Regions from separate parts of the Homo sapiens genome. Here regions 1 and 3 are each linked to region 2. Evidence: read pairs that join two places in POLR2A ChIA-PET (ENCODE). Cell type or tissue: PC-9. All regions are shown on one strand. Region 1 has its middle 160 kb from the start of KLF5. Region 2 overlaps KLF5 (KLF transcription factor 5). Region 3 overlaps PIBF1 (progesterone immunomodulatory binding factor 1).

The links. ChIA-PET counts read pairs that join two places held together with the same protein. Peaks named below come from ENCODE experiments on the same cell type or tissue, not always from the same donor. Only the 100,000 strongest peaks of a DNase experiment are listed, where the experiment ranks them.
Region 1: POLR2A ChIA-PET joins it to region 2 with 13 read pairs; 6 of 35 experiments call an interaction of 5 or more read pairs at or near these places.
Region 3: POLR2A ChIA-PET joins it to region 2 with 10 read pairs; 5 of 35 experiments call an interaction of 5 or more read pairs at or near these places.

The regions. Positions count from the first base shown.
Region 1 is chr13:73,215,585-73,218,084 of GRCh38, forward strand. No RefSeq gene overlaps it. Among named protein-coding and RNA genes, the nearest start is that of KLF5, 160 kb to the left of the region's middle. In PC-9, no CTCF peak of the experiment used is centred here; no DNase peak of the experiment used is centred here.
Region 2 is chr13:73,068,557-73,071,056 of GRCh38, forward strand. The region is part of intron 3 of KLF5 (KLF transcription factor 5); the gene reads left to right. Among named protein-coding and RNA genes, the nearest start is that of KLF5, 11 kb to the left of the region's middle. In PC-9, no CTCF peak of the experiment used is centred here; a DNase peak (open chromatin) is centred at 1,095; H3K27ac peaks cover 1,709 bases.
Region 3 is chr13:72,839,516-72,842,015 of GRCh38, forward strand. All of the region lies in intron 9 of PIBF1 (progesterone immunomodulatory binding factor 1), which reads left to right. Among named protein-coding and RNA genes, the nearest start is that of PIBF1, 59 kb to the left of the region's middle. In PC-9, CTCF peaks have their summits at 524 (motif pointing right) and 725; no DNase peak of the experiment used is centred here.

The DNA.
Region 1 (2,500 bases), 150 kb after region 2:
TTCATTTAATGTCTTTGGGGGCTACTTTCTCTGTCAGGTACTAGGGGAAAGATCAGGAAGTTCCAGAAGCCCAGGTTGTTAGTAATCGCTGTTTCTTTCTTTCCTTTTTCTTTTCTTTTTTTTCTTTTTTTGAGATAGGGTCTTGCTCTGTTGCGTAGGCTGGACTGCAGTGGCACAATCACAGCTCACTGCAGCCTCGAACTCCTGGGCTCAAGCAGTTCTCCTGCTTCAGCCTCCTGAGTAGCTAGGACCACAGGTGTATGCCACTATGCCTGGTTAATTTTTTATCTTTTGTAGAGATGAGGTCTTACTATGCTGCCCAGGCTAGTATTGACTCAAGCAGTCCTCCTCCCTTGGCGTCCTACAGTGCTGGGATTACAGACATGAGCCACTGCGCCCGGCCCAGTAACCTGCAAGTTTCTTAATTGAGAAACGGGAAATGGCTAGAACCTACAAGGAATGTAACTCATTCCCTTCATACTTGAGGAACCACAGCTTCAGGGAAGGAATGAGAGCACTGGTCTTCGGCATAATTGTGATCACAAACATATGACATGAAATGTGAGCATTGGCAAAGACATCCCGTCAATTCACTTAATTTATTTTTTGATTGCCTTCAAGAAGTAGATATTGAAGGACATTCAGATCATGTTTTACAACCAGTATAGGAAAAGATTGGAAGTATTTTAAAACACTCCCCTTTCCTTTTTTTTTTTTTTTTTTTTTTTGGACTTGGGGCATAAGGAAGAAGGTACTTTTTATTTGAACGGCCAGGTGGTGAGAAGGGGAAGGAAGAGCTGTTTGATCAATAATGATTTATTAATCCAGAGGCCACATACTATAGTCATTTCTTCGGTAAAAGTCTAATTGACGTCAATGACTTTGAACATTCTTACTGATTGCCTTTGCGTTCAGTCTTATCTCAGTTTCATCATACCACTAACCACCTCCTTTTACCTTCAAACAATGGCCTCACCAAGCCACTTCTGAGCATGCCCCAGGCTTACTTTCCTAGGGAAAAATTGAGGATTACCTCACTTTCCTGAAAACGTGTCCAACAGAAACAGAGCACTTCTTTCTATGAAAAGCAGACAGCAATATTAACATTTGCCAATTTAGTTGGTGATTTGCTCAATTCAAGGACCACAGAATGTTTGTAGTAGGGCTAAATGTGTAGCCGGGTAGTTTTTGGGAGGCTGTTTTTGTCTTGTATATATTTTTAGCAAGTGAGAAATAGTGATCTCTCATATAAAACAGATGTGTGGTTTGCACAAAATTAAAATGATTTGTCCTTTGCTAGGCAAAATAGAAGTAGTGAGTGATGCAATATTTCAACTAAAAGATATATTATAGAACATTAACATATCAAGTTAGAAGAATGTTCTTTGCAAGCAAAAACATTGATTCATTAAAAAAACTTTTCAAAATAGAATTGTTCATAACTTATTATTGCTGTTCCCATAAAAATATTTTCTGTTTAAATTCATAACAAACATTCTTAGGAGGCGAAATGTCTTTTCTATGTCCCATTTAACAATGTAATTACTTTGTTTTCAAAACCTCATTTTATTCTAGCTGGAAGATATACGATCTTGTTATACAAAACAACCACTTCATCTCTACAGAATCTTATTATTGGAATATATGATTGTAAGTTTCTATAGAGGGTGGGAAGTATAACCTTTGTCTAGTTTAGATTACATGCCATGCAGCTGAAGCCTTGTCTTCAGAAAGATTATATAGGAATTACTTCAATAAAGTTATAAACACAGCTTGTATGTTAGGACATTACAGCTTTATTTATTTATTTTTTTAAAATACAAATTCCAAAGTCCCATCCCTAGAAATTCTGATTTTAAGTAAGTCAGGAATGGGACCAAGGAATCTGTATTTTTGTTTTTTTCTTTTGAGAAAGGGTCTCACTCTGTCACCCTGGCTGGAGTGCAGTGACATGATCTCGGTTCACTGCAACCTCCGCTTTCCAGGTTCAAGAGATTGTCCTGCCTCAGCCTCCTGAGTAGCTGGGACTACAGACACGCACCACCATGCCTGGCTAGTTTTTGTATTTTTAGTAGAGAAGGGGTTTCGCCATGTTGGCCAGGCTGGTCTTGAACTCCTGACCTCAAGTGACCTGCCCACCTCGGCCTCCCAAAGTGCTGGGATTACAGCTGTGAGTCACTGTGCCTGGCCATTTACAGCTTTTGATAGAAATGTGTTCATTTGTATTATTCTGTGATGAGACTACTAAATACTATTCTTCATAAGTGACCCATCCTAATTATATATGTTTAATAAAAAAATGGGAAAAGATAGAATGTGGGATAAAATTGTGAGTGTGTGATTTGACAAGGTGAAGTGTAACCAGGTGTAGATGCTGCAGCTTGAATATGTGACCTTTACAAGGTCTGTGTGGTTCTGTGATGTTCCCCAAGACTCTGCAGTTATCATCACACATGAACACCACTGACCTAAGATCCTCCTGGCTCTATGTCTTTGAGAT
Region 2 (2,500 bases):
AGTCAGGCGTGGTGGCACATGCCTGTAGTCCCAGTTACTCAGGAGGCTGAGGCAAGAGACTCGTTTGAACCCACGAGGCGGAGGTTGCAGTGAGCTGAGATCGTGCCACTGCACTCCAGCCTGGGCAACAGAGTGAGACTCCATCTCAAAAAAAAAAAAAAAAAAAAAAATTCCTTTCTAGGTCTTTGCTCCAAAGTCATTTTTCATGGAATATATTAAACATAGCTTTTGGTTTTAAAATCTCGATAATATTTGGCTGGGCGCGGTGGCGGCTCACGCCTGTAATCCCAGCTCTTTGGGAGGCGGAGGCAGGTGGATCACCTGAGTTCAGGGGTTCGAGACCAGCCTGGCCAACATAGTGAAACCCTGTCTCTACTAAAAATACAAAAATTAGCTGGGCATGGTGGCACATGCCTATAGTCCCAGCTACTTGGGAGCCTGATGCAGGAGAATTGCTTGAACCTGGGAGGCAGAGGTTGTGGTGAGCCAAGATCATGCCACCACACTCCAGCCCGGACAACAGAGCAAGACTCCATCTGAAAAAATAATAATAATAAAAAATAAAAAATCGATAATATTGACAATAAAGATATTTTCATTGCAGGTACTTACTAAAAGCAACATTCAGTGTTCTGAACATAAGTTACTCTTCTTTTTGTGGAACTGTGGGAAAAGGGTAAAAGGCTTTTTAGGAAAACTGTATACAAAGGTTTTCACTCTGGGCCTTAATGGATGGAGATCTTACAATGTGAATCGAGAAATAATAGTGGTTAAATGTGTAACCTGTTTTATTGGTAGAGATAACACAGGCAAAATCTTTTTTGCAGGAAGAGATTTAGGACTCAGTGGTTTTTTGAGTCTCTATTTGAAAACTATTGCAGAGGAAGTATCACATTTATTAGCCTTTAGTATTAGATTTTATTAAACATTCTTTTCATTCTTTTCCATTTTTTTTTCATTTGCAGCTTTGAAATTTATTTTGTGTATTGATAATTTCAAACAATTTTTTTTTAAAGTAGTAGCTTAAGAGACTTGCTGGTTCAGACCCCAGGAAAGGTATTTATGAGCATGAAAGCTTAGAAGCAATTTCTTTTTAATGACTCACTGGGAAGATTAAACTTTGCTTCTAGGACTTGTTCTTTCTTCTGAGAAACATTTACATAGGAAATTGATTAAACATTGTTTAGAGATGATAAAGCTTATCAAAAGTTAAGTATAATTTGATTCAGCAAATATTTTTTACTGGTTTTGTGGAGAATCCAAAGATGAATAATCTCTTCTTGCCCTTTTGTTCATAGACTAAATAGAATTGCTGGAGTGGAGATAGAAATAATTAGTCTTGAAAGTAGAGAGTAATGTTTTTAAAAAATAATAATACAGTCACCCAAGAATTTGGCAGATATTTTTGGTTCTATAGAATGTAGTAGCTGTTTACTTGATGGCCTACATCGTTTCTAGTGAAAGATTAGAAATAATGTCCTACTTTAGTAAAAGTATCTCCGTAGCAGCATTCCTAGTCTGTTAGCCAGTATTATTTATATTCAAGGATCTCAAACAACAACTCTTATTAAGGATAAGTTACAGTTTTAGAAGTGCACAGTAGGTAACTTTTACCTAAAAATATCTATATAGAAGAATAAATTTATTTTTGGCTACTTTATGAAAAGGTAAACCTTTACGAGTTGGGAGGAGACCTACTGGTCAGGGTCACCATGTGAAGTGCAAATTAAAGGGAAGGTTATCTAGTACTCATTCCATACTGGGAAAAAATGAAAATAGAGGATTTTTCTGTTTTGCTTACAAAAAGAAAAGGTGAAATTCCTCATTGACACTTTAACGTCAGTGCGAACTCCCATTATAAGAAAGTGAATCCGAGTGTTGTCTCGTTATCAGGAGACGGAAGAATTGGTATTTGATTTCATTAACTCTATTAATGACAGGGGATAGTCTTCATAATGTTTACTGGGAACCCAGAGGAGAAGTAGCAGTAGTTTAGGAGCCCAGAGATTCCAAATCTCTGCTAGGATGTAGACTGTAAGTGTAACCCCTGACATCGTGATCCCACCCATTCCCTCTCTGGGTTTGGCAGATCAGTGCTTTCTGGCCCTGGGAGAAGTCCCCTCGCTGCCTTTGACCAGTGCTAGGGGCTCTAGTATGTCTTGGCTTTCCTGAAGTCCAGTCCAGTTCTACCTAAGACAATTTGTTTAAACAGAGTTTATCCCTGTATAACTTCAGAATGGACAATAACTCATTCGATTATTTTCTCTGGAAGTGGCTCAAAACATGGTTCTCACCTAAATGCGTATTACCAGATTACTCTCAGTGGTCCTGGGCAGGGCAAAGCCAGGCAAAAGCCCTGCTGCAGGAGGGTCCACAGAAGAATAAAAAGCTGACAGCCTCACAAGAACCTTTTATGCCTTCCCTCCTTTTCTTTAATCAGAATAACTGAGTTGTTTTCAAGATGCATTAGGGAAAGTGTGGCATTACAGCAGGAATAGAA
Region 3 (2,500 bases), 230 kb before region 2:
GTGGTATAGATAGTATTATTACTATTTTACAAATAAGTACTGTTGGTTCTGTGGTTCAATTCTGTTGTGGATTTAATAGGCTTTTGTTGACTGATATAATAACTTTAAAATATATGGGAACTTCCTATGGTTATTCCTAAGCAATCCACATAGCCATATAAACTTTGGTATGTAATCATCTTGAAAATTTCCTCATTTTTTAGGTTTTTGCTGTTTTTTAAAAAAAAATCTTTAAAGTTTATCCCATTGTAACATAAATGTGGTTGGTAGGGGTAGGTTGGTAGGTAAGGCTGTGTGGGGAAACAACCAACAGAGCCGTTTCTGGAAGTAGGAAAACTGAAAGCAGATGTCCTTGTCTCCTTGTCTCCAGTGTTCTTCTGACCCCCTATCCACATCAAAATGGACACTACCTAACCAGGGGATTCCTGGGATTGGGGCTGCCCTGTGGATGCCCCAGCCAGCCACAGGGCTCAGAATTGATTGGATGTATACTGAGGCTAGAGTGGACAATTGCCACCAGGTGGTGCCAAATTGCAGCCTGAGCCCAGATGAATTTGAATTTCACAGGACACCTAACTAGCTAGGTGTACAGGCTTGCCTTTATCATTTTAATCTCACAGTAATCCAACTCTATGTTTTATGTAATCTTTGGGGATCATAGTTTCTTCATTATGGCAGATTTAACTGTAGTTAGAGCTTGTATCATACTAATCTTCCACACAGTAAAAAGTAAATTATAAATTACTTCTTTTGAAATCTTAGAACTTAAAATGGCTAAAGAAAGAATTTTAATATTTCCTGTTATAAAACATGAAATTCATAATAAGTTTACACATTTAAGGTTGTGTGTGTGTGTTTAGGTAAATTAATCTTTTGCTTTGGCCTGAGATGTGTAATTATGTTAATTACTAGTATTTTATCAAAGTGTGCTGTTACAATAAGTTGAAATGGATGAAGTACTTACACTTGCATATTTATATTTGGTCTCCTTATCTCTCCCCCAATAAACTTTTTTTTTTTTTTTTTTTGACGGAGTCTTGCTCTGTCACCCAGACTGGAGTGCAGTGGCGTGATCTCAGCTCACTGCAACCTCCACCTCCCGAGTCCAAGCGATTCTCCTGTCTCAGCCTTCTGAGTAGCTGGGATTACAGGTTCGCGCCACCACGCCCGGCTAATTTTCATATTTTTAGTACGGATGGGGTTTCACCATCTGTTGGCCAGGCTGTTCTCAAACTCCTGACCTCAGGTAGTCTGCCTGCCTCGGCCTCCCAAAGTGCTGGGATTACAGGCGTGAGCCACCATGCCCGGCCCCAATAAACATTTTCTAAAGAAACTGAAATGATGATTAATGAAATATATTTTGCCTTTAATTTGTTGTCTATACATTGGAGGATATTAAAAGGATACTTTTTCTTTTCTCTTCTTTAATATGGAAAAGGCACATGGAACTTACTCTGTCCAATCTTGGTATCTGACCTGCAGTCATTCCACTAGTTCTTGAAGTTAAAGTATTGAGAGAAAAGAAAGAGAGTAGAAGATATAAAGACTTAAGAAAAGGGCAATTATAAATGAAGAGAGAACTTGGATATTTAGATACATCAAACATACTGTAGTTGAAATTATAATATGTATGTATGCTTTGGTCCAGTTTGTGAATTAAGCTTTTTTGTCTTTTCTGTATTTTCTAGTTACTTAAAATTCCACTTTGGAGCTGTAGGAAATGAGTGAAAGGTACTACAGTGCTGAGATGTATTATATAAATAACTTCTTGCTTAGTAGGTATTATGTGACAGAAATGTTATGGACCCTCTTATGCATTTGGAAATAAGACATTCTGTGAGTGGGAGTATATTATGAAAGAGATTTGGATCAAAAGACTGAACTTGATCCTGGTTCTACCACTTACTAGCTCAGCAGATAAGTCACTTAATATCCCTGAAGTTTAATTTCTTCTTTTATAAAATGGGCTAATAGGCTAGGTGTGGTGGCTAACACCTGTAATACCAACACTTTGGGAGACTGAGGCAGATGGATTGCTTAAGTCTAGGAGTTCGAGACCAGCCTGGGCAACATGGCAGAACCCCGTCTCTAGTGAAAATACAAAAAAAATTAGCCAGGCGTGGTGGCACAGGCCTGTAGTCCTATTAAGGAGGCTGAGGTGGGAGGATCACCTGAGCCTGGGAGGTCAAGGCTGCACTGAGCCAAGATCATGCCATTTGCACTCCACCCTGGGCAAATGGAGTGAGACCCTGTCTCAAAAAATAATAATAACTAACTAATAATACTTTTTAGGGTGGCCCGTGAGGTCTAAATGAAATAATATATGCAAAAAGTACATTATAAATTATAGATGTAGATGAGTTATTTTGGTACCTTGTGCCTATGTAGAATACTTGAAGAAAATATTTTCATCTGTTATGTTGACAGTTTAAGGAAAATCACCATTATATAAAAGTCATCTGATAATATTATGGGATTATTTATCATTAGAAGATACTAA